Regions from separate parts of the Mus musculus genome. Here region 2 is linked to region 1. Evidence: chromatin loops called from intact Hi-C (ENCODE). Cell type or tissue: left cerebral cortex. All regions are shown on one strand. Links, peaks and the distances in the headings refer to the core of each region. The heading gives the core; the rest is flanking DNA.

What was found. A loop is a pair of places that touch in the nucleus more often than their neighbours do. Peaks named below come from ENCODE experiments on the same cell type or tissue, not always from the same donor. Only the 100,000 strongest peaks of a DNase experiment are listed, where the experiment ranks them.
Region 2: it touches region 1 in a loop (9-fold over the local background); 3 of 42 quality-filtered maps call a loop at or near these places.

What each region holds. Positions count from the first base shown.
Region 1 is chr9:45,425,317-45,435,887 of GRCm38, reverse strand. Dscaml1 (DS cell adhesion molecule like 1) reads right to left here and starts at 5,535. Exons shown (of 33, transcript NM_001081270.2): 1 at 5,376-5,535. The coding sequence starts at 5,421. It overlaps 4833428L15Rik (RIKEN cDNA 4833428L15 gene), which reads left to right and starts at 4,656. Exons shown (of 5, transcript NR_040732.1): 1 at 4,656-4,743. In left cerebral cortex, for the core only: no CTCF peak of the experiment used is centred there; DNase peaks (open chromatin) are centred at 3,696, 4,080, 4,265, 5,531 and 3 more places; H3K4me3 peaks cover 4,045 bases; H3K27ac peaks cover 3,914 bases.
Region 2 is chr9:45,532,455-45,543,025 of GRCm38, reverse strand. The region is part of intron 3 of Dscaml1 (DS cell adhesion molecule like 1); the gene reads right to left. Among named protein-coding and RNA genes, the nearest start is that of Gm22069, 97 kb to the left of the region's middle. In left cerebral cortex, for the core only: a CTCF peak has its summit at 8,480; DNase peaks (open chromatin) are centred at 4,304, 5,197, 7,549, 8,265 and 2 more places; H3K27ac peaks cover 5,306 bases.

The sequences.
Region 1 (10,571 bases), core at 779-8,778:
CCAGCCCTGGCTCCCCTCAAAGGCTCTTCCTCGGCCACTGCCCTCTCCAGCTGCTGCCACTAGCCATGAGGAATGGGGAGAGGGTGGTGTGGGACTCCCCAAGGACAACCAGATGTCCACTTGGCTACAGCTGTCTTGTAGAAACAGAATCCCAAAGGCTACCCTGCAAGGTGATAGATGGAATGAATTCATGTCCCCTGTCCTCATTTGGTCTTTCTTATTGTCATAAAGATGAAGACCATTAACCTTCCTGGAAATGTGGCTGGCTAATACAACTGCTCAGGAGAGACAGGATTTCCAAATCTCTTTTGAGGTCAAGGCAGGAGGATGAAGGCGGGGGTGGGTAATGTAGGAAGCAGAGGGGCCTAATGTTTATTGAGCACCAGCTCTGTTCTGGCTACAGTATATACTTTATCTTCCTTAGTCTCACTTCACAGATAGAGGGAGAGAGGCTCAGAGATTCCCCCCTACATCTCACACCCAGTAAATGCAGAGCCAGGATGTACACAAAGGGCTTAATTTGGCTCCAAATTTCCACCATTGAAGCCAGACCAGTCTTCCCCCGACACACATGAGCGCACACATGCACGCACACAAGCACGCACGCGCACACACACCAATATATGAAACAGATAAGCACTTGATTGACTCTGTCCCTCTATTTCCACACCCCCTGAAGCCCCCACTTAGAGCACCCTTTGAAGCATGAACCCCCTGGGCTTGAATGGACCAGAACCCTTCTGGACCAGCAAGCATGCAGAGGCACATTCCAGGACTTGGAACCAGGTGAGATTTGCTCAGGGCCCCAGAAAAACAGACAAGGCCATCCCTAGGCCGTGCTCCCACCACAGATATCCTAGCTGGCTGGCCAAGAGTCATCACACTGCTCTCCTAAGCGCCTGCCCTCCAAACATTATTTAAGCAATATACAGCTCATCTGCCTTCTCACAGACCCCAGAGAACTTCTGTGGGCCCAAACAACCTTAATCACAGGAAAAATGACGCCTCAATGGTCAACACCCCCCCCCCAAAGGCTGAAGGACAAGGCAGCACCTTGCCTCCCCTAGTACTCCCATCCCATCCACCTATGGTTTGTCACTCCTAACCACAACCCGAAGCATTCTGCTCCCACTGTTCGAATGCTCTATTCCCAGATGGTTAGCACTGCCCCTAGGTAGGTTCCTATAACTGGAATCCTGAGGCACCAGAAGAACAGCGTATACTCCATATTTGCTCTGCCTTGGGTTATCTCTGGCCATTGTCACCCAGCCTATCCTAATCACCCAGAGCCACTCTCTATCTTGGATATAGAAACGGGGAGCTGCCAGGCTGCTCTGACAGTGCTAAGTGTGGGTAGGCCTGAAACTTGGAAACTGTATGGAAGTTACCAGGCCTTTTCTCTCCCACTCCTGTCCATTCCGTTCCATGCAAGGAAAAAGCTACTGCTTAACTCCTACTGAAGCTGGGATTAGGATGCTGGGTTCTTGGCCTGGCTAGGTGAGCATGCAAATCAACATGCAAATGATATGCAAATCTGGAGCCTGTTCTTAGGTTCCTGGCCTCCTGCCATCTCTGCTGCATTCAGTTCACTATTCTGGTACCCTGATTCCAATCAATGTACTAGGTTAGGGGCTAGGGAAGCACTTCAGTAAACTAGGGGACCTTCCCTTGTAACTACTTCAAATTCCCCTCCAAGAAACATTTCCTCCAAGAACGTAGGGAAGGAGGGAACCTCCAGCCTCAGGCCTGATCACCCAGCTAGAGCTCTCTGAACAAATAAAGTCGTATTTCACCAGCCAAGGCAGGGAACCAAACCAATCACAAGGATGGCATCCCTAAAGACACGGAGAGACTAAGGGCTCTTATGGTACACACCCCCTGCCAAAGGCTCCACACCTGTGACATGTTCTAAGCATATCCTCGCCCTGTGTTTGGGGACCCCTTGTCTAACTGCTTCTTGAGCAAACCATCAGCAGGCCAAAGCTGACTGTTTGTGTGCCCACCTCTCCCCTCTCTGTAAGAAAAACAGCGGCTCTGGCCAGTGCCCAGCATCTGCTCAACTTCAGGACTGCCTTTGGGTCAACTGCTTACTCGCTTTTTGTGTCTAATTGAGCTCCTCGTTCTGCGGCAGAAATGTATTAAGGCAGCTGGTGTTGATGCCCAGGAAAAGGAGGCATCTGAAAGGCTCGGTGGGTATCATGGCACTTGCTTTTCCCTTCATCTTATCCTAGCAGCCAGGGTCCTGGCCCACCCTTTTCCTCCTCCCAGATACTCACTGGTCCTTTGCCTACCCCCACCCCCAAGTTGTTCTTGCCACTTCGAGATTTTAAAAACATGCCCCCAGTAAACCCCCCTTTTTAATTAGACACTGAACGGAATGCTAGAGATTTTCTTAATGGCCTGACAAAGGCTTTTAATTTGGTCTTCTCCAGAGAGAGGAACCCTGAGTCTCCATCGGAGAGGTTGGGGTGGGAAATGAAAAAATCAATGCAACCCATTATTTTGGCTTTTAGAAAACAGGAATTTTAGTGCCGAGGAAGCTTGTTCTTTTACACAGTAAAAATGCAAATTCGGGCAACACAGATGCTGGCACGCTGGATGTAACAACAGAGAGAGCCTCACTGGGGTTCATCTGGCTGCCCAGACCTGGATTTGTTTTGGCAATAATAAGGCAGTTATTGGAGACTCGATAACCGATTATTAAAACACCTTCCTGGTTTAGTTCTGGGGAAACAGGCTGAGCTCGGGCTTCGTCAAAAAAAAAAAAAAAAAAAAAAAGGTATTTTGAGAGGAATGGAAATAACAGAAGCTTAAAACACATTCAATAACTGCTTAATTCCATCCAGAGGACGCTCCATCTCCTCCTGTTTTCTTCTCTCTGCCTGCCGCCTCCCGCTCCTCACAGATGGACGTACAAATTATTGCAAGAGGATATTGTTTTCTGTAACAGGCTGGAACATTCGCATTTACATTTTCCTTGGTGCCGCGGGGGTGACTGGCAACGAGAGAGAAATAAACCACGCCCCATCTTTCTTGCTTTCCCCACATTACGTCTTCCCCCCTCCCCAGCCGCCTCCACCACCCACCTACCATGCCACCCCAAGCAGAACAGGCCCCTGGGGATCAGCCTGGCACCTAAGACCCAATTAAGGCACCAAGGAAAAGATAGGCCTGTCTGGCAAGGCTGCCTGGCGCCCAGCACAGATGCTGGTGCTCTGAATGGCAAGGGAGCCAAGGATCTGCAGACCCAAAGGCCACCCAGGGCCGCCATACCTGGTAACTCCTGTCTACCCACAAGACCTAGTTGTGGCAACTTCCTGCCTGCGTAGGAGAGGGCTCTGCCCCTCCAGCTGTTGCCCTGTGGCCTTCTGGGCCTTTCTCCACCCCCACCCCCATCTGCTCCTTCCCTATCAAATAACTGGGGCTTCATTTATTAATGCAGCGCTCCTGGGTGGGGGTGGGTGCAGTCCTGCAGGTATTTGTGAAGGAGGCTGCAGGGCTGAGAAATGGGCTGTTCCTGGGAGCAAGGTTAGGGACAAAGCAACTGAGTGTGGCCACAGCTCTGGTCCGTGTTCCTTGCCTGACAAATGGAAAAGGGAAGGGGGTTGGAGTGAGAGCTATGGAGAGAGAAAGCCGCTCCTCACCTTATGTATATTTAATATTAACGTAATTAAAGCTGTGAGCCAAACCAGCCTGCCAGGGTGGAGGGAAGCAGGAAGAGCCCCAAGAAAGAAAATTGGTGTGTGTGGTGTGTGTGTGTGTGTGTGTGTGTGTGTGTGTGTGTGTGTGGTGTGTACTGGAAGCAGGAGGCAAGATTGTTGCTCTCAGGTGGGATGAAGAGGTCAGATTAGGAGTCCAGGGGGGCAAGGAGTTAAGCAAGCAAGTCTAGCCTTGGTGTGTTACCCGGTGGCCCCCTTGGCCTGAGAAAGTCCATTACTTTGCTCACCATTTGAGGCCACCCGCTACCCAGCACCCGTATCTTCTGGACAGAATCCCAGTGGACTAGGCCATCAGACTGGCTCTGAGTAGGCCATCAGACTGGCTCTGACCCGGCCATAGCACTAATAAGGGCTAGGTTCCTCCTTTAATCTACCGAGCATTGCTTTGGGCTCTGGCAGGTTACAAACTCCGTACATCTCCAGGCATTAGCAGAGGACTAGACCCCTCCCCCGGGCTCTTGGCTGTCCTTCTCCATTGCCTAGAGGGGCAAGAATTATTATTGGACCAGGCCAACCCATGCAAAGGGGGCGAAAGGAGAAGCTGCCCTCTGGGCGCGAAGGAGAAAAGTTAGAGGCTTGAGCAGGTAAAGCCGAGAAGCGTCTGTGCTCTACAGCGCAAGGGCGCGGAGTTCGGCCGCCTCCTCTCCCTCCTGCCATCTGCGCGCCCGGGGGCACGTCCTCTACCACAGCCTAGAAGCTCAACTGCCCGCGCTGCCCAAGTGTCGATTTGGTGCCCAGATTGCTAACCATCGAAAATGCCTGCTTTTTGCCAACCCCTCAGTCCCGGCTGCCTCTCAGATCAGGTGCACGGAACCCCGGGAGCAGGTCTGGACATGCCGGACACCTGGACCCACCCCTAGCAACCTTTTCTCTCCCGGGAAAGGGACACGCCCCCCAGTCTGAACACTTGTCCCCAGGTCCAGCAGGCCAAGCGCCGGAGCGGAGAGTCTTGCACCTTGGGGCGCGCTGCCTAAGGTGGTCAGGGAGACGCAGAGAAGCCGGAGCCAGCGCCTGGGGTACAGGGGTGAGACATAGGTGATGGCGACTCTTGGGTCTGAAGAACAAACTTGGTGTCCGAGGGAACCCCCACCCCTGGGGACCCCTAGCTCCCCAGCCCTGCACCCAGCCAGGCGCGGATAAGCGCCATGCGGTGCGCCGGCATTTGCGCCAGGGCGGGGGTCGAGGGCGGTCGAGGGGCGCACGAAGCTACGGCAGGAGTGATCTTCCCTAGGTCCAAGGACCCAAATACCGAGGGCTCCCGGATGAAGTCTCAGTCCGAGGACCACCTGGCTCGCAGGGCACCCCGGGGTCCCAGCTCCAGCAAGCCGCGGGAGCGGGCTGGGGGCTGGGGGAGGGGGCCAGGGCAGAACTAAAGCTGGGCTGCGATGGGAAAACCAGGGGTTCCTTTGCCACCGCCCCCCACGGGCGCGCCCCTAAACGGCAGGCGCAGGGGGGCTGGCAAGCGGTCCCAGGCTGACTCTCACCAGACCCTTCTCTCGGAACCGCCCCAGCTCTCGCGCCCACCCAGCGCCATGCACCCGAGTGGGTCCAGCACTCGGGCACCTGGAGCCCACTGGGCACCGCACCTTGCCTCCAGCCGCGCGCATCCCAGCCCCGCCGCCTCCACCGCCCAGCCGCCGGCAGCGCGGGTCTCACCTTTGTGTAAAGAGTCCAGGAGCAGGAGGAAAGTTACCAGCCACATGCCATAAAGAGGCCCTATTCTCCGGGGAGGTGGTCCTGTGGCCGGCCGTGCGGCAGCGCCTCTCCCCCGCTCAGCGCGCTCCCAGCCGCCCGCACTCGGCGCCCCGCTCTCTCTGCTCCTCAGCCCAGCGCGCGGCGGCGGCTCCTCCCTCCTCGGCTCCCCGGCTCCTGTCATCCACGGGGCTGGGCTAGGCGGCCGCTTTCCCCGCCCCAGCCCCCCGCGACACCCCGGGGTGGTGAGTGCTACTCCAGCCCCAGCCTGGGGTCACTTAGTCCCACAAGCTTAGGGGACAGAGGTGGGGACCCTGACCAGACAGTCTCGATCCTGCTCCTCTGGTCGAGAGAGGAGAGGGGTCCCTGTAACTCGCAGGCTTTTGAGCCTATGGTCGCACAGAGGCATATGTCATACATGTGCTAAGAGTCTGCCATGTAAGGGGAAAAGAACACGGGTTTTTCGCCCGGCCGGTCATTCAAAGCCATTGCTGGCTGTTTCTTTTGGACTCAGTTTCCCTCCACGAATGGGAGAGCATAGGTGCTCTGAGTAACATCTGGGCTAAAAATCTTTGAAGACATTTGGTACTCTATATCTCAATGCCCAATCGTACGTGTTGCTCCCAAACCCTTAGTCACTTCTGCAAGTCAGCTTCCTGGAGAAGCTGTCTCAGACCACCCATCCCCAGCACTGTCCAAATATACACTAGAACCTAATACTTAAAAAAAAAAAAGCCAGTCATTTACAATGCACAGATAATGCCTGTTCTATGTGTGCTTTGTCCCTCTCTCCCTAACCTCCCCCCACCACACCCCCCGCGCCCCTGCACACACACCATCACAGCTTCCTCGCCTTGCAGAATCTGTCTGGTCAAGACAAAGTGAGGAGAGTGCCTTATCAGCCACCAAATGGAAGCCTAGCACAGCTGAGCTCTGAGACAGGCACCATGTCATGCCTGACTCTGACGTGGAAGGCTGATGTGGTGAAAGTCTTCTTTTGTCTTAATTCTCAAATAAGAGGCCACACAGGTTCCAGAGAAGGGGTCCAGCTAACCCGAAGATACACTAGGTGCCAGCACAGAACTCTCCATGCAAATAGCCACCTGTTTTGACCTGGCTTTCTGTGAGGCATAGTAGGAAAGGTGGGAGAAGCTGGGAGCTGCGGTTCTGTCTCCTCCAGATGTCTCACCCAAGTTCAGGCGAAGAACCAGGTTTTCTCATTCACAGGTTTTGCCAAAATATGTCTAACGTTTTAAACTAAAATTTGAAAGCTGTGCTTTTTTTTTAAATGGAAAGATCCGTAAAGTGTGAAATTGCCGTTTTAACCAGTTTTAAATTTGTGTGTGTGGTGTGTGTACAGGTCTCCGTGGGTGCAGGTGCATGTGTATGCATGTGTGTGTGGAGACACTGGTCCATGTCAGGTGATTTTCCCCCTATAGATCTCTCTTCACTTTATATTTTGAAACAGGGTCTCTCTCACTTAAACCTGGAGAGCCAAACTCAGCGCTCCCTGCTTACACAGCAAGCATTTTACAAACTGAGCTCTCTCCCGCCCTCATTTTAGCCATCGGTTAAGCTTACTACTACTAAGTAAAGCCCCAATGTTGTCCAACCATTATCGTGTCCCATGTCCAGATTTTTTCCCCCATCAAACTAAGCAGAAGCTCCTCATGCCACTTTCCAGTCTCTGGAACCTCCCCTCCCCTCAGTCTCTGGAACCTCCCCTCCCCTCAGTCTCTGGAACCTCCCCTCCCCCCAGTCTCTGGAACCTCCCCTCAGTCTCTGGAACCCCCCTCAGTCTCTGGAACCCCTCCTCAGTCTCTGGAACCTCCCCTCAGTCTCTGGAACCTCCCCTCAGTCTCTGGAACCGCCCCCCCTCAGTCTCTGGAACCTCCCCCCCCCCAGTCTCTGGAACCTCCCTTCCCCCTCAGTCTCTGGAACCTAACCCTCCCCCAGTCTCTGGAACCTCCCTTCCCCCTCAGTCTCTGGAACCTAACCCTCCCCCAGTCTCTGGAACCTCCCCTCCCCTCAGTCTCTGGACCCCCCCCCAATCTATGGAACCTTCTCTCAGTCTCTGGAACCTCCCCTCAGTCTCTGGAATCCCCCCCCCAGTCTCTGGAACCTTCTCTCAGTCTCTGGAACCTCCCCTCAGTCTCTGGAACCCCTCCTCAGTCTCTGGAACCTCCCCTCCCCCAGTCTCTGGAACCTCCCCTCCCCTCAGTCTCTGGAACCCCCCCCCCAGTCTCTGGAACCTTCTCTCAGTCTCTGGAACCCCTCCTCAGTCTCTGGAACCTCCCCTCAGTCTCTGGAACCTTCTCTCAGTCTCTGGAACCTCCCCTCAGTCTCTGGAACCTCCCCTCAGTCTCTGGAACCTTCTCTCAGTCTCTGGAACCGTCCCTTGACCTCTGTCTCTGTGCACTTGACTAGTCTAGCTGCTTCATAGTGAGTGGAAAGCATAGATAGCCCTTTGCTCCTTTCCTGTCTGCCTTAGCGCATCTTTTCAAGGTTTAACCATGTTACAGCACGTGGCAGAACTGCATTCCTCTTTACGGTTGAATAGTACTCTATTGTGTGTCTACACAACACTTGTTTATTCATTCATCCATCAAATGCATGCTTGGGTTGACTCCACTTTTGATTCTTGTGAATGACTATGCTATCAGCACATTTGTAAGAACAACTCCTTGGGCCCCCACTTTCCATTCTTGGGGTACAGACCCAGAAGTGAGATTTCTGAATAGTATGATAATTTTACGTTTAACTTTTTAAGGAACTGCCAGACACATTTAATTTTTTAATCCAGTATTTTAAGAGTTTAAAGGGCTCTCACCTGCGATTACTCTGTGTAACTCCCATAAAGTCTATGAAAGTTTCATCAGGCTCCTTTAAAACTGGCTAGGAAATTGAGGCTCACACAGGATCACCAGACTTGAAGAATTCAGGTCTCCAGACCCTAGCAGTTGCTTGCTCTTTGCTGTGCAGCCGTCCCCGGTGGTTGGGCCAGCTTTTGGGTAGGTGGCTTGTTGTCTGTAAATGGACAGCAGAGCACAGAGGTCAGACTTCAGGGGGGTGTTTGACACAACCTGGCCCAAAGCTGTGCTTTGCAGGTGGCTCCCTGAGAGGAGAAGCTACACACCTGTCTGAGGTCATACAGGAAGTGACAGGGTCCACTTGTCTTCTTTCCTGTCCTGTCTTCTGCTGCCTTCTCACACCACCCTAGCCTATGGGAGTCATTGTTTCATTGTGCCCCTTCCTGTTGAAGGAGAAACTCATGGAGAAGAATCCAGTTATTTAAAGCTAAGCCTATTGACCCCAGAGCACCTGGTCAGGCTGTGCCTAAAATAAACCACTAAGTCAGACGGGATGAAAGAGCCCTGTCTGCAACAAGGGGACAAGGCCAGAGAGGGCCTGGGATGACAGCACAGATGCCCCAGCTCTGAGCCTCCAGGCTAGAGGAAAAAGAGGTTTCCTCTCCATCCACCTGAAGTACTCCCTAGAACGCTAGTATCTCCTTCATGCTGATTACACAAGACCTGTGTGGTACCTAAAGGGTGAGGTCATTCACCATGTCTGTCCCTTGAAGAGGAAGCAGCTCTATTCTTCTGACATAGAGAGAAATCTAAGGGAGGATAAGTTCAGGGGCTCCTACTAGCAGAGAGACTTTCCAACACTACCCTTAAGAGTGTGGCCTTGGACTCAGACTGTGTCAGACTCAGTCCAACCCTGCCACTTGCCGCAGAGTCCCCTGGGAAACATTTGTGTGTCAGATCGTGGTGTCCTCACCTGGAAAGTGGAGACAGCTCAGCATCTTTGGCAGGAAGTCAGGTGAGAATTAACTAGGACAAGCCTGGTGGCCAGCACAGCATGGCACAACTAAATATTACTGATGTCATTGGCTTTGCTCACAAAGACCTTGACTGTGCCGGGGTAGAAACTGCTCTGCTGGGGGACCTGGGGTCCTGCACCCCATGTCATGACAAGGCCGTAATGAAGGAGTTGGGGACCCTGGCAAGTGGCTGCAGAAATGTGGACAGTGTTCACCAATATAGGAAGGGAGGAAGGCAAGGAGGGAGGGCAAGAGGGAAAGAAGGACTAGGATGGAGAGATGGACAGACAGAGGGGTGGAGGGACCTGATAACAAACAGGTCTTACTTTTTGTATTGCCATTTCCTACATTATATTCCTCTCTGGTACTCAGGAAGCCCTCTGGCAGTGACAGTGAGCAGTCAAATGTACTCAAAGCCCCCTTTCCTTCCCCTTGTGTGGGGGCTTCTTGCCATGCCTGCACCTTAAGGAGATGCAAAGTGCAGGGGAGGAGATCCAGTTTGTTCCTTCACAGTCCTGAACCAGGTGGGAACCCCCACACCCACGTGCAAGTCTTCGTACACCAGTGTAAGAACAAACACAGTTGCCCAGGCAAACAGTCATTTGTACAGGTAAACATAAACACTTAATGACGGGCCCACCTGTGCTTAGCTACAGTTTGAATGCAGTCCAACATTTCACACCGGCACTTCCACCGAGGCCTGAAATGCAAGGGATTCGTTTCTTATACGGACACCACTTAACAGCAGTGAGAAATTCCCAGTGTTTTCTTGTGCTGGATCTCTGAAAAGAGATTTATTTTGAACCACTGTCAGTTAAAACAGCTTCATGAAGTCACAGGGAGATTGGGAGGTGAGCTCCTTCCAATTCAGGTTAATCATGGATATTTAGGGGGGTATTATTTTGCCATGTTGTATTAAGAGCAGAGCCATCACAAGAAACAACAGATGTTTTTATTGTCTAACTTAGACAATGAACTTACGTATTTTGGCTACTTTTCTACAAAAATAAAGCCATGTAATTATTTCAACAAAGCCTTCATATGTGCTCAGACATTCTTGGGCAATTTCAGTATAAATATGGCTTTCGTAGAAGGAATCAATACTGAACCAGGTCGATCTTAAAAACTTAACACTTGGGGTTATGTAGCTAATTTGAGATTGACCTTCGTGGCGTTTACTCATTGATTGGAAAAGGAGGAAAAGCAAGGATTTCCCTTCTCTCCATCCTGTTTGTAATAGATTTCAATGCTGTGCACAGAATCTTGGGCTAGGATCTCATGGCGGCAGCAGCAGCAGCAGCAGCAGCATTCATGTCTGTGGCCTGGGCAAGTCC
Region 2 (10,571 bases), core at 1,415-9,414, 110 kb before region 1:
AACCAATCACTGGATGAGCTACAGTTTGTGGAGAAGGTAGCTGAGCAGAGAGAAGAAGGGGGACTTGCCAGAGGTCACTGTGGTAATGAGCCCTGAGGTTGGGAGGAGAGTTGGCAGCCTTTCCCCAAAATGCTATACTTGCCCATGGGGCTCTACTCCCTCTCTAGTGAATTACTCTGTCTCTAATGATGTGGACTTTGGTGCCCCAAAGAGGGGCTGTATTGTGGGTTAAACCAGCATTCAAGAGACTACCAAAAAGGCCATTGCCCATCACAGCAAAGGTCAGAGGGCCCAGGGAAAGTCACAGATAGGGAGAGGTAGGGGGTAGAAGGCTTGCAATGGGTGTGATCTACGGTGTCAGCAGCTAATTGGATGACCCTTCAGTTCTTTCTTTCATAACCTTCCATCATGGTTTGGAATAGGCTGGGCTTGTTAAAGCCAGGACTATGCAAAACAGCCATCTCTTCTTTTCTCTTTGTAATTACCTATCTAGGTATGTCCCAGATCTGGAGTGGCAGGAGCAAGAAAGCTTGTCCTGGCCCAAGCTTTTGATTGAAATTTGGGTTGGGGCAAGTGAACAGACACAAGGCACCTACTATGTGCTGAAGTATTTGGAGCCTATGGAATATAGCAGGTAATAGACTGGACAAAGCATCTGCCTTGGCATGCAGAGTAAGCAAACAAATGACTCCCAGCTTAGGCTTTTAGAGGGAGGGGTACATGCTGAGCAGAGAAGATGGGAGCATGATTATTGCTAGAACTCAGGGAAAGGTTTTCTAAATAGTCCTGAGGGGAGCCGTGCAGATATCAGAGGGAAAACATCCCAGGAAGCAGAAACAGCTGCTCTGAAGGACCGAGGATGGCACAAGAGGCATGTTCAGGGATAATGGAATGTTCTAGTCCACTGAATCTGGATGGGAGAAGTAGCAGGAGACAAAGCCACAGAGAGTTGGACCAGGCCATGCCTGACAGGAAAAGACCGACTTTCACTCAGATGGAGTTGGGGGCTGGGAGTGTTCGAACTGACAAGGTGGATTTTCATACTAAAACCGTGGGAGTAGAAACACTAAGGGGCTTTGTCAGAAGTGTGGCTGGGGGCACGGCACGCTGGTGGGAGGGGACTAGAAACGCGTTTCTGGGGCACACTCTCCTGGGAATTCAGTAGTAACAGTGAATTTCCAGTAAGGCACAGCTGAACTCCTCACTGCAGTGTGCCCTGTGCAGCAGGGTTTACCATCCATGTCTCAAAGATTCCATAGCACTAGGGGACAAGAAAGGTCCCCTTCAATCTACTAACAGGATGATCTTAACGAAGCTGAGGGATTGCCCTCTCATATCCAGAGGTAGGGCTCAAGTCTTGTGGGCACAATGTGGGAGCATGGATGTGGGGGCTCCCTGGTCCTCCTTTACCAAGGCGACATTGCATAGACTGACTACCTACATAGCCAGGTTTCTTAAATGCCCCCTGCCTTCCAGGGCCAGATTGAGCAGGCCACCTTGGGAGGCTTTGTCAGGTCAAACAGCCTAATACCCCTTCCTGGGATGGTCCTTGGGAGTCTCCTCCTCTGCAAGGAGCCTGGCTTCCATGGTCACAGCTGCAGTGAAAATAAATCTAGGGCAGATGGAACCCAGAGCCTGCGGGGCATGAAGCTCCACACGTGGCAAGTTGCTTAAAAGGAGAGGAGGGGGACTATTCTCAGATGACCCTTCAGGGATAGCTTTGGCTCTTCTTACTCTCATATTTGCCCTTCATCCTTCTCTTCCTCTTCTTCCTCCATTTTCTGTTCCTGGAGACTGACTCCAGAGTTCCCAACCCCTCATCTATACCCCTAGCTGAATTTTAGCATTTTATTTTGAGATGGGACCTTACTAAAACTGCCTGGGCTGACCTTGAACTCATCCTATAGCTCAGGCAGAACTTAAATGGTGTTCCTCTTGCCTCAGGCTCCTGAGTAGCTTCCTTTACAGGCCCGAGACACTAAGGTTACTTCCTGCCCTCCTTCTGATCTCGGATCTCACCCTGTATTTTATAGACCAAGAATTCCACAGCTTTCTGAATTATGGGAATAAACCCTGTGGGTGGGCATCCATATTTTTCTCTCCCTCACTTATCCACCAAGCTCGTCAGCTCTTTAACACTTCCCACCTGGGAGAATCCAACAAGGCTTGGTCCTCTTGCCATGCAAGGACCACATCTGCATCCTTGGGAGCTTTAGGTGTATACAGCCTCCGAAGAGCCCAAGAAATCAGAATTCACATTCCAGCAAGAGCCTCGGGTCGTGCTATGCACAAGGACACTTGGGAAGTACTGCTCTGGGGCTATAGGCTTCTCCACCCCTTTAAAGTGCCCCTATTTCACCACCGGGCATCGAAATCCTGCCCAACCTGGAGAAGCCCGCTTGCCTTCCTTTTCCCAGGCAGTGACAAGATGGGTCCCACTGGATATGCTTCAGGATTTCAAGTTTGAACAAAACATCTCTTGACATGCCAGGCCTTTACTTGAATTTTCATTTTTAATTTGCAAAGTCGTGCTCACTACTCAGAGACCGCCTTCTCCTCCGTTGCCACCCACCCTCCCCCCTTTCCTAGTTCCGGCATCTCGCCTGCTCCCCACTTTAAAAAAATCCCACAGAAAACCCATGTGAAGACATCATTAGCAGGGAGCGTTTAATTAATTTAATAAATTAATCTTGGACTTTTTCATTCCTGCCTCCTCGGGAGTCCCTTCCGAGACACTGGGCAGGATCACAAACACCCACATAAAATCCTCCAGCCACCAGAAGCCTCTTCTATTAATATTACCGCAGATGAATATCATTATTTAAGCTTCTAACTGGCTACCCTGCTGCCAGCCTGCCTGGCATTCCCCCCTCCAGCCCAGTGTGAAATCTCTAAAGCTAACATTTGACCTTGCCATTCCTGTTTTGTCCTTCAGTGGCCTCTACCACCTTCATAAAGGTGGGGCCCTCCTTCCTTCAGGTGCTGTTAGTAAAGGGGAGAGGTTGGTTATCACTGAGGTGGGGTGCCTGGGTTTCCAGAGGTCTTTAACACTGTGTCATGTGTAGGGCGGCCCAGCAGAACAAAGGGACTTCCCACTCAAATGCTAGCAGCATCCTGTTGAGAAAGTATGGGATGCTCTTCTTGGGCTGGCACATGAGGCCATCTGCTGGGTACTCTTCCCACACCCCGCCCCTCCCCCACACCTGGCGCCTTCCCTGTTCCCACCTGCGGCAGCCAGGAATCTGAATTTAAGGATCTCCTGATTGCGGCCACTTACTCTGAACTCAGTTCCCTCCGGGTCCCCCCCCCCCAGTCTGCTTTTCCCCTATCCCCCTGCTTTTCAAGATGGGAGGGATGAGAGAAAGGTCTCCACCCGTCCAGGGTGGAAGTGATGTGGGACTTTGGCAAATGGATCAGAGTTTCAGGCGAAGATGAAATCTCTTAAGGAAAACAGACGAAAGGCGCCTCTACGCGTCACAGGGAAGAGAAGCGTCTATTGTGGGATCTGCTAGGTTGATAGCCCTACAGGATGTCCTTCAACCTTGATCCCGCCTCCAGCCATATGGCTCCATTGAGGGAGGGCATCTTCTCAGACAGGACAGTTGGCAGAGTTGATTCCTATGCCTAAGACAATGAGCACAATGCATTCCTCCCCCAGCCAGCTCTGTGACTCTTGCTTGGAACCCCAAAACACTATGTAGCATAGAGTTTTAGGAGAATGTGACAATGACCCTGAGCCCAAGAGTGATAGGAACAGATGCACAGCCCTCTCAGGGAAAGCTAAGAAGGCTAGCTACTGAATGGAGAAGATGGGGGTGCGGGGGGGGGGGGTATCACCTGGTCCTAGCTGGTTCTGTCCTCATTCTACTAAAGAGGAAACAGACCCCTGAGAGCCAGGGCCACTTGTCTGGGACCACAGGATTATTAAATGTCTTGAAGAGAAATCAGACAACATCTCCTACTCTCTACTTTACCACGGTGTCCCCTGTTCCTCTACTGAGGACTCAGCTTCTTGGCCAACTTGCTCATCCATGCATACCACACATTCACTCACTTCCATGGTCCTATCGTTGGTCAGGACTGATGAGGACAGATGGGGACAAGTGAAAGCAGCTAACAGAAAATCCCTGAGGAGTCAGGAGTCTAGCACTGCTACCCCTGGCCAGATGCCTTTCTTTGGTTAGTTTGGCTTTTACCCCATCCCGATGGGAACTGGAGGCAGACTGTGAAGACACCTGCAGTAATGTGTGATAGGAAGAGAGGTGAGGGAGGGATGAAGTGTCGGTAACTGAGCAACAAGGACATCAGTGCAGTGGCCTGAGCATGGTGGCTCCCAGGGACACCAAGGACACAGGACATCCAAGTGAAAAAGAGCAAAAGGCTTCCAGGGGGTTAGGCATTCTGCAGGCTCCTGGAGAGCATGGAGCCTAGCCAATCCAGAGCAGAATACATCAGCAGTCACACACCCATCAACTCTGCAAGTTAACAGAAGCTCAGAGGAGCCACACGGACAAATGCCAGAAGAGACTTTCCAGTCTATCTTAACACGGGGCCTAAGGATGTAGCTCTAGAAGCAAACTTCCTTGATTTGTATCCTGGGACTGCCACTGAGTCTGTGAGGCTTTGGCAGGTCACTCAACATTGCTTTCGTGTGAGCAAAACAGCAGGTATCTGCAGAACTTGACTCCTAGGGGTTGGTCAATGTTGCTGTTTTTATTTTGTTTCCATTCACCCCCCCCCCAGACAAGGACCCTAATGCTGGCCCCAATGGGAGACAGTAGAGCGAGTACTCATGTGCACTGACAGGCACAGACAGAAGCAGATAATACGTGGACCAATGGTCCCTTTCTCTTTTCTTGGGGATGACTAGTGAAGAGCCAATGCTCAGGATGTTAATCCCTGTTAAAGGCATCCCGAATGTCACACCCTTTCTCTTCACCTGCATAAGCACTAATGCTCTCCCTAAAAGGCTTGAGTGTCCCCAGTTCCCCACGCTTGTTCTCTGATCAAAGGCCAGCAGTGGGGTCCACACACAGGGAGAGTGAAAGAAAGGCAGATCACACAGGGGATGCGTTTGGATCTCCCCAGCCTCCCTCTTCCTCCTCATCTCTCCTCTCAAAGCAGCCTGCTCCACTGGCAGCCAGTGCCTCACTCGGAACCACCTTCTCCCTCCTACACGGAGGTACAGAACCCATCAGGGCTTGTTTTTAGCTGAGAACAAACTGTTCACACATTTCATTACCTTAAAGAAAAAAAGAAAGACAGAGAGAGGAAGGGGACATGTCGGGTGAAGCCACTGGTGACTCAAAAGCCAGAACTCAGTTCCATACGGAGGCTCGGAGTTAATGAGGAGGAGAGAGAGCAAGCAGAGTTTCATTAAGAAAAGATCAGGTTTGGAAGGAGGTGGCCCTTCCTGCTTTGTGTTGGTCTCTCTGTGCTGATAAGAGGTGTCCACGTAACGCACAACGCACTGTGGAGTGTCAACCTCATTTCAGCCCATAATGTGAAGGGTGCTGCTCTGGACTTCAGAATGTATGGGCCGCGAGGTGTGATTGCTGGGGCTGGCTGAGCACTCAGATCTTTAGCCAAAGGATGGGGCTGCAGGTTGTTGCCAAAGCGCTGTGAGCAGACTATGGAAGATGCCCAGGCAGCCCCATTGGAGCAGCCATTTCTGCAGCCAGTGCCCAGAGGTCAGCATGGGCGAACGGCAGATGAGGAGGGCCCATGTTGAAGCAGATCCCAATCAGCCCTACAGAGGGGTCAGGACCTTCATGGTATAGAGGCCCGTAGGGCTCTGCAGGGGCTAATTCAAACTTTTCAGGACAGATGTGTGGGTCGTATAGTGATTGAGAGACATACACTAGGTGTGAGGGACATTGTAGGAGCCAAGTATTTTGGAGTTGAAGAGAATCTACCTCAGAGGCCACATACTGAGGCTGGGATGAGGGGGCTCAAGAGAGTGATGCCACTCATTTAAGGTCACATGGAAAACAGGTCAAGTCCTCCTCTGGCAGATGCCACTTCCTCTCTTTAGCAACCCTGGTCATACTGTCTCTGGTCAGGCTAGCAAACAGCAAGGTCTGGTGGAGGGCAGACAAAGGAAGAACATGGCAAAAAATGGGTGCAGGCAGTATGAGAGAGGTATATACTCCCAGGGGCAGACAAATCAGGGGTCTCTTAGTCCCCACAAGACCTTGGTGGGATGAATGACCTGTCTGTCAAGGGGATGGTGCTTTGTCCCCCTAGAGCTGCTGTGAACCCCAGACTCAGCATTTTCCCTCCCGTTGTCTGTGAGTGGCAGCTCAGCCTCTCTGAGCCATTCTTTATTTGCAGGCTCGCCCTGCTGGGTCCTAAGGGTCTGGCTAGGCAAGCTTTAGGTTCAAAGAGGTATTCAAAGCCTCAAAGTCTTATTATTTGTGGAAGTCACTGTGATTTCTAGCAGTTATGCTATCTGTTCTCAGGACAATGACAGTGGACAGGTGGCATCTACAGTACTGAGCACTTATTCTTAGAAAGCAGGGCTGGAGCCCTGGCAGATGGGCGGTGGTCTTGCTCCATGGGAGACTTGCAGCTGAGGACTCCATCTCTGGTTGCACCCATCTGCCTGAACCCAGAAGTGTCGTGTCTTGGGAATGGGATACTGGGGAGAGAGACTGAGATGACGTGAGGTCCTAGTTCCCTCCCCACTGAGACCCTCAGCTTGCCTAAAGCCCTCCGTGAGTCAGGAGCTCTGAGCCCCACCTGACCAGGGGTCTGAAGGAAGATTATGACTGGGGACATGGGAGGTTGCTTCTTGTTTAGGCTCAAGTGATTAGAGACTAGCTCTCAAATTGCCATCCTGCCCAAGTACACTGAGGTAGTAAGTATCAGGTGTAAGCAGTTTTTAGCACACAGGTGTAGGGGCTGCCAGACCCAACCTCTGCACAGCAGGCGCTGGCCCCATCACACCAGAAGCAGAAAGTAGAGCCTTGCCTTCCGAGTGCTGGTTTGCAGCTAACATTGGCCCATTAGTCTCCTCTCCCCTCCCTCTTGGTCCTCAGTCCACACTGCCCACCTCCCTCAGTAAATAAAGTCCTCTTTCAACTGATTGTGACCGACCCAGCCATAGCCAATTGTAAACAACTCTTCACAGGTTTGTAGTTTCCTTTCCTAGGGAACCAGAATGGGAGGTGGATCGGGTTCAAAGAGGCGGCCATATGCCTGGGAGTAGGGGGAGGAACAGAGATGCCACTGGGATGCCAGGGATTCTGAAATCTAACACAGTGGTCAGCATAGGGGCGGGGAGGGGAGAGCTCACCCACCATCTCTCTACAAGTGGCACCAGGGCCAGAGGAAGATGGCTTGTTTGTTTGGCTCGGTGTCTCTAAAGAGTCTTTACACTGTGGCCCAAAAGCTGGTGATTGGAGCACTGAGTGAGTGAGAGGCTTGTGACCCACTGGGACCCACAGCACTTCTGCTCTTTAAGAGTCGAGCTGTAAGAGAATCAAGTTCTGTGGACGGTGTCTTGCACCCCTGTCCCGAAGCCGCATCCCTAGTGGGTAGGAGCTGCTCAGAAAGTGGGCTGATGAAGCTAGAAAGGAAGGGTAAGAGGGAGGGAGAGAGAAGGGGGGTGGGCAGCAGACAGAATGGTAGGAAGAAAGCCAAAGTGAACTACAGGAATTAAAGTCAGGGGCCATCTGGATTCAGATTTGGATCTGTATTTGATTCTGCAATTTTCCTGCATCTCTCTCTCTCTCTCTCTCTCTCTCTCTCTCTCTCTCTCTCTCTCTCTCTCTCTCTCTTCCCCCCCCACCTGGGGCTCAAACCCAGGGCCTTCTGCATACCAGGCAAGTACTTGACCATAGTTACACCCCACACGTAGTACACAGAATACTCTCTAACCCCTAGGAAGTTAACACCATCCCACTTAAAAAAATGAGGAAATAAAGCAAGCTTAGATATAGTATAATCTTTACTGGTAGGGTAGAAGAGAAATTGAAAGTATGAATTATTAACATGACTGCTGAGGGAAGATTCTCGATGGCAGGTGTACCATGTCCTTACACAAAGGGCCCCAGGGACGTCAGGGGAAAATGGCCAGATGGCTGGAACCTCTGATGTGACCACCATTGTCAGACTATGGCTGGACAGACCTCAAGGTCCAGGGGGTCTAGAGGCAGCTGCACAGGCAGCTCTGAGCGTGGGCTGTGACTTGCTCCCCTTCCCTGTGACAGCTGTAGGGGAGGGGGTGGCAAACTGGGGAGAGAAAGCCCGCACCCGGAGAAGGGGTGGGAGACAGGAATGTATCCGCAGCAGAAGCAGCCATAACATGGGAGAAAAGGATGGTGTCTGGGAAGATAATGACTCAGAGACTCTGGAGCGTAAAACTGCTACAGAGATGCCAACCCTGAGGGACGGAACCGGCAGGGACATGGCTGGGTGCTCCCAGGAACCATTAAGGGAGGCTCTTGGTTAGGTCCAGGAGCATAAATCCCTTTCACCTCTAGGTGGGGGCCTCTGTTCTGTTCTTTGGTGCAGGCCAAGCTTGCCATTTTCTACATAGGTTCTAAGGCCAAGCAGGACAAGAATTAGAGGAAGGTACAGGAGGGTTTCTTCTGTCTCTTTAGCTCTACAGAACCTCACCTCCCCCATCAGGCTCCCAGAGGTAAGGGATAGGGCCTCTGACTGGGCTTCACCTGGGACAGCCTGTGTGACTTTAGACAATCCCCCGAACCTCTCTGTACCTTGTGTCTGTAAGGAAAGGACACTCAGTGCAGATTTGCCTTCTCTGCCCTAAAGGGCTGAACAGAATAAAAGCCCTAAGGGACATAGAATCCAGTCAATTAGAACTTCCTTCTAGACTCTTCTAGAATGTACTAAAGGACAGCCAGAGTTATGACGATTATCCTGATTTTCTCAGAAGCCAGCAGTAAATCAACCAGGCAGGGGTTCGACTCTCCTCTGGAGGCTCAGGGACCCTTTCAGGTGGGATTCCAGGAAGTCCACTGGCCCTAAAGAAGAGGTGGGCTCTGGAGTGCTGAGTGGGAGAGAGGCTAGTGACCCTAGCTCTGAGTGGCACACACTCCTCATGGCCCAGGACATAGCAGAGCTATTTCTTCTCCTGCTGTCCTAGAGCTTCCATTTCCGGGAGGTGACCTCAGGACAAGACAGCTGACCCAGAGGTCTCAGGCCCTTAACTTCACAGATGAAGCCTTGTCCCAGGGAAGAGATGTCCCGGGAAGGAACCTGCAGACAGCTATCTTCAGTAAAGACAACACAGTGCTTTTGGTTTTTCGAAACAGGGTTTTCCAGGCTGGCCTCGAACTCAGAAATCTGCCTGCCTCTGCCTTCCCAAGTCTCTGCCTCCCAAGTGCTGGGATTAAAGGCATGCTCCCGGAATTTTTTTTTAAAGATTTATTTATTTATTTATTTAATATATGTGAGTACCAGAAGAGGACATCAGATCTCATTACAGATGGTTGTGAGCCACTATGTAGTCACTGGGAATTGAACTCAGGACCTCTGGAAGAGCAGTCAGTGCTCTTAACCACTGAACCATCTCTCCAGCTGTTCTTAAGGTTCTTAAGAACACAGTTCTTAAACCCAGGCTTGTCCAACCTTGACACTATAGCAGGAAGTCACTGGCCACAGAGTTACAAGAAAAGAAACAATAATTACAAAAAGGAGAAACCCGTCATAAGTTTTTAAGTTTATGAGTTTGTTTGGGGCCACATTCTTACTAGCCTCATCTCCCTGCAGTCCAAGGCTGGGCACACCTTTAGACTGAAGTGCTAAAAAGATCCACTAAAAAAAAGTCCAGTAGTTTTGCTTTCAGGGTTCTACCCTCTGCAGCTCACTGGGACAGCACTACCTGGGAACTGGTTAAAATGAGGCTTTATGCGTTTTCAAGCGCAGGTTAAAATGGATCCTCTGGCTTCCAGGGTCTCCTAATCGGTTCTCTCTCGGGTTACTTGACAGTTCTCTGAAACCTGAAAAATTATGAATCCGAAACCTACGACTAAACAGTGCATAGCAAGAAGCACAGGTCTGCTCTAGAGAAAACCTTGCTGAACTGGAGAGAGAGAGCGTGGCTAAACACGTGCTGTTCATGCACAAGGACCTGAGCTCCATCTCCAGCACCCATGTAAGAGTGAGCATGGCAGCGTGTGTTTGAAATCCAAGCATTGAGAAGGCAAAGAGAGGAATGAGAGAGAGAGAGAGAGAGAGAGAGAGAGAGAGAGAGAGAGAGAGAGAGAGAGATCGCGATCGCTTCCTAATAACAGCTTATGAGATCTACTGGGGAGCATCTCTGGGGTGGGGGTGGGGTACAGGGCAGACATCCTCAGCATAAGGGGCAGTAATAGGATGTAGGAGCTGACTGCTCAGGTCTCTCTCTGCTTTGGAGCCTATATGAGTAGCTTAGGAAGGCCTGGAGTGATGCGTCCTGTGTCCCCCTCCCTGCCCCCGGCTTCCCAGGCTGCTGGCAGTCTAGCTCCAAATGCACCACCTCTGTGGAGCAGAGACCAGCAGGCTTAATTCACATTCTCCTGGAGGACAGGTATTTGCATCAGAAATTACCCTAGAACTTAATT